Linked DNA regions of Homo sapiens: region 2 is linked to region 1. A link is a contact called in ENCODE Hi-C or POLR2A ChIA-PET data. All regions are on one chromosome and are shown on one strand. The core of a region is the stretch at or near the end of the contact, and the rest is flanking DNA. Distances in the headings are between cores, read along the strand shown.

The links. Hi-C counts contacts between places; a loop is a spot of excess contacts on that map. ChIA-PET counts read pairs that join two places held with the same protein, here RNA polymerase II (POLR2A). Pooled maps may share reads with other maps.
Region 2: a loop to region 1 is called in a map of GM12878, with 8 times the contacts of the local background. The contact joins two enhancer-like sites. A Hi-C loop is called at or near these places in 1 of 168 maps with a recorded cell type or tissue (GM12878), 5 of 37 single-sample maps with no recorded cell type and 5 of 50 pooled maps. POLR2A ChIA-PET finds 5 or more read pairs at or near these places in 1 of 52 experiments (HEK293).

Annotation. Positions count from the first base shown.
Region 1 is chr11:94,472,017-94,475,800 of GRCh38, forward strand. The region is part of intron 7 of MRE11 (MRE11 double strand break repair nuclease); the gene reads right to left. Among named protein-coding and RNA genes, the nearest start is that of MIR548L, 7.3 kb to the left of the region's middle. Within about 2 kb of position 1,620, at least 4 of the 41 ENCODE cell types and tissues checked have a DNase peak (open chromatin) inside an H3K27ac peak, as active enhancers do; they include GM12878, where a contact is called at or near this core.
Region 2 is chr11:94,600,833-94,604,684 of GRCh38, forward strand. It overlaps PIWIL4 (piwi like RNA-mediated gene silencing 4), which reads left to right. Exons shown (of 20, transcript NM_152431.3): 12 at 963-1,147; 13 at 3,152-3,224. The region is part of intron 4 of PIWIL4-AS1 (PIWIL4 antisense RNA 1); the gene reads right to left. Among named protein-coding and RNA genes, the nearest start is that of LINC02700, 35 kb to the right of the region's middle. RefSeq lists an enhancer at 2,075-2,294. Within about 2 kb of position 2,364, at least 11 of the 41 ENCODE cell types and tissues checked have a DNase peak (open chromatin) inside an H3K27ac peak, as active enhancers do; they include GM12878, where a contact is called at or near this core.

The DNA.
Region 1 (3,784 bases), core at 370-2,869:
ATGAAAGGTTTTACATAGGAAGGATTTCCCCTTTGGTCAATCAGAAAAGCATGAATTCTATCAATAGTAGAAATCTATAAATCAGTCTAACTATATACTAGAGAAAACACACAGAAAATGCAAGTAAGTATAAATATGTCCAGTAATTTCTTAACATTATCTTTTTACTAATAAATATAATGGGAGTAAAAACATCAATCTCACATAAGTGCTAAGAGTTTTCAATATCAAATATTAAATAAACAAGTGATATGCAAACTATGGTATTATACCTATATCAGTTATTATTTAAAGATACATGAAATGCAAGGTGATAGAAGACAAGAAGGAATAGTTTTCCCTAATATTAACTTACATCATTGGAGATTCAAGTAAAAGTGTTCACATAGTTTAACCAAGCATTCATTTAATCCAAACCAATATTCTTCCATTCACCCAACAAATACTGTTACCCAAACACTGTCTACTTTATGTCAGATGTCCCAGGCTTCTTCTAGATATGGAAGACACAGCAGTGAACAAAGTCCTTGTTCTAGTGTGGGAAACAAGCAATGCAGGTTGAGTCCCTAATCTGAAAATCCAAAATCCAAAATATTTTAAGTGCCAACATGGCACCACAAGTGGTAAATTCCACACATAAATACTTAACACAAACTTTGTTTCATGCACAAAATTATTTTAAAACATGTATAAAATTAACTTAAGGCCATGTGTATAAGGTATATATAAAATGTAAACAAATTTCATGTTTAGACTTGGGTTCCATCCCCAACATATGTGCAAATATTCCAAAATCCAAAAAATCCAAAATCTTAAACACTTCTGGTCCCAAGCATTTCAGATAAGGGATACTCAATCTCTAATACAAGATGTATATGCATGTGTGTAAGTATGCACATGTATAACTTGTCAGTTAGTGATAGGTGCTGTAAAGAAAAATAAAGGGAAAAGTGACATAGAAGTGCCATACTCCTCTCTACATACACAGGGTAGTCAGGAAGACCTCTCTGACTAGCATCAAATGAGCAGAGAACTGAGATGAAGCATCAGTACGCGGAGAGAGAAAGTCCTAAGCAGTAGAAGAGCAGATGGTGCTAAAGTGGGAATGTGTTCAGTGAATTCAAGGAACAGCAAGGAGAACAGAAGGGCTAAGCAGAATAAATGCAGGGAAGACAGAATATACAGGCTTGTGTATCCAGGAATGTTTTTATGTAAAAAACATACATCTAAGGTATGAGATTATCACAACTACTAAAGAAAAGCAGAATAATTCCCAAATACAACATGATGCCATTGTGCCTTCATTGAGTGCTGGTTCTTTCCCGGAAGAAGAAGGGAGGATGATGCTGGTAGGCTGACTGTAATTTGTGACCTAGAAGTGATCACAATATCCTTGTTGAAAGATTTTGCATGACCAAGTCATCTCCAAATTCAGATTCTTTCTTCTTTGAAACAAGAGAAAAAAACAGTTGATGTAGAGAAACAAATGGGAAATAAGGCAAAATGCAGAAGGCTCAAGATTCTCACCCAATCTGTGAAAACCTTCTTTGTTTTAAATATGAAAGCAGAAGTATCTTGAGAATGCACAGGGTGACAAATGAATCTAACAGCATTACCAAAGAACCACATAACCACAGTGAAGGGGGTGGGGAGAAAATGAGCTAAGTAAGTTTGAAAAATTAGGTTTCAACTAGATACAGAAAGGCTAAAGACTAAAATAACTTACACAAACATTGTAACCTAGTTGGGAAAGTTGTTTTGCACAGGGGTATGAGTTAGCAATTTTGAAATTACTTTATAATTTCAAATTATACCAGGATTGGAAATATAATTAAACCAAGATTGAAAAAATAAGTAAACATATATATTTATAATATGATCCAGGCTTCTGTTAGACAAAGAAGTCACAAGTAAGGAAAGGGAGAAGACAAAAATGGACCTTGTAGGGCTGGATTAGAATCAGTCTGAACTTATCATTGGTTTTTTAAGCACATATATAGACATGTATGTATGCATGGGTTACTATATACACATATATCTATTCCCATAACTCTGTTCATTCAGAGTGCTGAGCAAGCCCTGGTAGCAGTAAGCACACCTAGTACGCATTTGTGGATTTCTGAATACCACTCTCCAATAAAAAGAATCAGAGCACCTTGGAGAAATGGTTGATTCCAGGGCTAGGTAGGAAAATATCAGGTTGGTGCAAAAGTAATTGTGATTTTTGCCATTACAAGAGCCAAGAGCCTAGACCATCTTGAGGTGCCAAAAAGCTAACTAAGGTCATGACCTCAAAACAGATGGGAAGACATTGAAAGGACACAGAGGCCAACATAAAAGAGAATGCAATGGTCAAAGCTGCAACAATCAGAGGAACAGTAGCAACCAAAAAACTGATAGTACTGGATCTTCAAGTCCATAATGACATAAATAAGTAAGTAAATAGAGAAGAAGGGACAAATTTTCCTTACAGAAGAATTCCATTAATAAATATAGAAAGAATGAAGGAAATCAAAACTTACAATTAAAATACCACAGTATTAATTACTGGAAATAAGATCACCCATGGATGCTAAAATTAGCGAGTAAAAGTTTAAGGTGAAACAGGATATTTGCATAGTCTCAAAGTATTTTCCCAAAAATATTTATTAATTGAAAAGTAGAAAATGGGAACTTTACAGCAGAGAAAGCTGTTACACATTCCCTTAATCAAATGATGAGGGGGGCAATGAGAAAAATCAACATCATATGGTGACTACCCATTCCCCTTACCAATGCTGCTATTCTACCTTTCATTTGGCTTAAATTCTTAGAATTACTTATGAGTTTTCCTTTCAACTCATCATCCCTACTTTGGCATAGTACAAAAAAATGGTAGACCTGGGAAGCTCTATGGAAGAGAAGGAACAAATCCCAGTGGTGCAAAGTTATATGAAGACCACACACATATCTAAACTCTGGCCTGCCCCTCCTTTGAAACTCACAGTTTATTCAAGAACTCACACATAAGGTAACACAAGTCAGCCTCTTAAACCCTTTCTTTTACCGAGTATTTAACCTAAGTCTGCATTCACTGAATGCACAGAGTAGTCTGCATTCAATAAATGTGTTCAATAAATATAGCTGGCCCTCTGTATTGGCAGATTCGTGGATTCAACCAACTAAAGATCGAAATATTCAGGAAAAAAACAATAAAAAATAACAACGAAAAATATAAATTTTTAAAGCAATACAGTATAACAACTATTTAAACAGTATTTACATTGTATCAGGTATTACAAGTAATCTAGAGATGATTTAAAGTACATAGGAGGATATATGTAGGTTATATGCAAATGCTATACCATTTTATTCAAGGGATTTCAGCATCCCAGGATTTTAGGTCCTGGACCGAACACCCCCCGTGGATACCAAGGGACAACTGTAATAAATTATATAATCAGGCCCCAAATCCTTTGAGTTCTTCCCTGACAACTTCTCCGGTGTGTCCCTCCCATTTCTGTTTCATTGCCATCACTGTCACCACCTCACATTTTTACTGCAGTGATCAGATAATAAATCTTGCTTCTTCAAGTCTGTCTTCTTTTCAATCAATCCTATACCCTGCCAACAGATTAAATTTCTTAAAACTACTAACAAAAGAAAGGTAATCTAGCTATATTTGTATATCCTGGAAGAACACTTGCATATATGTAGCAGGAAACATGTCTAAGAATGTTCATAACAGCAAGGTTTATAAAAGCAAAAAACTCCTGTTCACTGACAGGAGGCAAAGCATAACTGT
Region 2 (3,852 bases), core at 1,114-3,613, 130 kb after region 1:
CTGAGAAAAAGAATTCAGCAATATTTCTCCTATTTGCTTTTGAAAGAAGAGAAATATGGCTCTGTTCCGCCCGGCTCACCGGTGGTCAGAGTTTAAGATTATCTCTCTTTTTCCTTAAACATTGCTGTTATCCTGTTCTTTTTTCAAGGTGCCCAGATTTCATATTGTTCAAACACACATCCTCTACAATTTGTGCAGTTAATGCAATTATCACAAGGTCCTGAGGCGACATGCATCCTCCTCGGCTTACGAGATGAAAGGATTAAGAGATTAAAGTAAAGACAGGCATAAGAAATCACAAAGGTATTGATTGAGGAAGTGATAAGTGTCCATGAAATCTTCACAATTTATGTTTAAACACTGCAGTAAAGACAGGCATAAGAAATTATAAAAGTATTAATTTGAGGAACTAATAAATGTCCATGAAATCTTCACAATCCATGTTCTTCTGCCATGGCTTCAGCCAGTCCCTCCGTTTGGGGTCCCTGACTTCTTGCAACACTTAACTGTTCTGTAGGGTGTGTTAGTTTTATTATGATGACCTAGAGTATTGATAATCAGCATTCTCTGAGATATTTAGATGCTTAAAGTAAAAGATAAAATGATACAGGCTGTTTGCCTGAGTCATTCATAATAAAGGCATAGATACTCAGAGCTGGAAGGGAACCTCAGAGATCTTTGAATCAGACACCATTCTCTGTGCACCGCAGAGAATCATGAGGTTAAAGGGACCTCCAAGGGCCACCAGTGCCTGGAAGACCTGGGATGACGCCCAGATGCTTCCACTCCCAGAAAGCACATGTATTCTGTTCGGATGTGCAGTGCCTGCATCTGTGTTTTAAGACTGAATAGCAAACTGTGTTAAACAGTTATAACAAAAGTTGGCCATCTTCACACTGTCTTTATTTAGCTGCTCTCTGAATAAATTTGTTCAATCCTTTCATGATCATTATTTTTCTCAGTGTCAACCTGTGTCTGCTGCTGACTGGTCCAAGGATATTCGAACTTGCAAGATTTTAAATGCACAGTCTTTGAATACCTGGTTGATTTTATGTAGCGACAGAACTGAATATGTTGCCGAGAGCTTTCTGAACTGCTTGAGAAGAGTTGCAGGTTCCATGGGATTTAATGTGGACTACCCCAAAATGTGAGAATACATTGAATTTTGTTCATATATTAATTTGGTTTGGTTAGAAGGTAGGGAATAATGGCAGATGTATCAACAAAAGCTTCTTTATCCCAGTAGTTTCCTAATGTAAAGTGCCAAGAAAGTAGTCATAAGTAGATAGATTTTGTAATGACTAAACTTTTATAAAGTTAGAATATATTTTATGTTGGCCTTTGTAAAACTTGTACCCAGTTCTTAAGCAGTAGTGTCATTACCTGAAAATCTTTCCAGTACCAGTTGGGATATAAATCTTTAATAAGTCCATATATTGTCTTCTCAACTGTTTTTCCTTCTTTCAGATCAGTTTTTCATATCAGTTATTTACTTAATAGGAAATGGATATTAAAAAACAGAAGTTGCATGTCCTGACTTTTACTTGATTTTATGCTTTAAAATTTAATATGAAAATAGATCTCAAATAAGCTTTTCTGATTCTGTTACTGTAGCATACTATTAGTCATTCAGAGAGTTTTCTGATAAGACTAAGGTCAACCATTTATTCTTAGAATGTTTATTGAGTACTAATATGTGTAGATACTATGCCAGTTGCTGGGAATGAGAAAGATAAATAAATAGTTTTTCATTGAGTAAGAGATACATATACAATCACACTGAAAATAAATACTGTTTTGCTTTAGAAAAGCCATAAAGTTGGTCATGCCTCATTTTACTGAAACTGATATGCTTAGAAAAGAGGAACAGATACTTTTCTTTGTTATAATGGAGTTATTCTTTAAACACATAGTTACTAATTAATTGCATCAGCAGCACAAGTATTAATCCCAAAGTCTCATTTAACACCATTGTTTAGAACTCTCCTCTTATCAAATCTGTTAATAAATAGCCTGGATTGAGTTTCACCCGCTCTACTTTCTCTAAACCCATGAGCTAATAAAGCAGGAAATGATTATGAAAGAAGCCACAGTCCGCAGATCCTGGGCTGACATCACAGGCTCTTTCTCATGTGAATTCTGGAACAAGCCCATTGCTATGTTCTGTCCTTGGCCTGTTTTATTTGAAAGCTCGTATTTTATTTCAACCTTCTTTTTTCCATGAAGTATCCATTTACCTGTTAGATTTATATGCATAGCTTCTGTCTTCTAAAACATTCACCTGATGATTTTAGGAGTGGACTGTAAGTGCAGCAGAGTCAGAGTGCGAGAGTTTGAATTGGATGAGTCAGGACCATCTAGTTGCTGAGACGGTTCGGCCAGCCAGTCACATAGGTCTGTTAGTATCTGCAGTCATGGGGTTGATGGTCCTGTCACCTGCTGGGCGAGTTTTAAAAAGCCGCTGGGCATTGGGACAGTTCACTTATATACACATAAAAGAGGCTGATTCTACATAAAGAAACTAGTTTTACAAATTCCTATGTGTGTGAGAATTACTTTTGGAGCTGCTGGCCCCTAACATAATGTAAGCACAGAACAGATAATTGTTAAGTACTTGTGCGCTGATTAAGGCTAGACATTCCAGGCTCCAGACAAGCAACCACTAAGGAAAATAAAGATATTTTTGTCTAAATCATGCAAATTAGCTGAATATCTTGGTCTCATTAACCTGATGTTTTCTGAAACATTCATTTTTAGATTCCTATAGCAATTCACTCTTACAGAAATCTTAATCCTGGTTGAGCTTGAACACTCTTTCAGACATTTGATACTGTGAGACTTGGGATTTCAAAAGTTCACTTTCAACCCCATTTTGAACAACAGAATTATTGATTATAGGGATTCTGGACAATTGAGAAGATCTGATTTTCTACCAAACCATTTTTTACACTGTAAAAATTATTGCGAAATGTTTTTGTCATATTTTGTAGTTTAAGAAACAATTTTAGACTCAAAAGGTTATTTTCTCTAATAATTTTTCCTAAAACTACTAGTTTGTTATGAAAATTTATTTGTATTATTTCTAATGCCATATAAGTATGTGCTACTAAGAAGGAAGTTACATAGCTTCAAAATTAATCTTTTTATGTAGCATAAAAGTACAAGAAAATCCAGCTGCATTTGTTAGAGCTATACAGCAATATGTTGATCCTGATGTTCAGCTGGTAAGTACAGGATACTTTTTGAACTCCTTTAATCTATAATTTTAGTTCTGCTTTATATCTACAGTCTGAACATACCCTCCCATGATATATTTGCAAATTGCCATGCATTTCTCCAAAGCACCGAAGAAAATATTAATCTTAGTATTTTAATCAATATTTTATTTCCTTTCCACATTTCTAATATTAATTTTAAAATACAGTACTTCTTGTTACCCCTATAACAGCCATTGGTGTCTGCATATTTTGCAACTCATTGGGGTCATCTTTTCCTTAAGATTTAAGATAAACTGACTCCCACCTCATCACATAAATGTTGGTATCCAGTGTTCCCTATATTTCAGGGGATTCTTGGAGGGTTAGGTTTTTCCAAGTGACCTATGGCCCCAAATTCCTGCTTCCTGTGAATTCTTGCCACCTTCTGTGCATTTCAGAGAGGACCACTTCCTCCGGTGCTGCATCACCTGGTGGGACATCCACAGTTGCCTCATTTCCCAAAGGGCATGTGTGTGTAGCTGACTTTGCAGACTGTTTGGGGCCAAGGCATGATTACATCACATCCCAACATTCCAGAAAAATTAGAATTGACATCCCTGTTCTTAAAAATCTTTCAACGATTCCTATTTCCCAG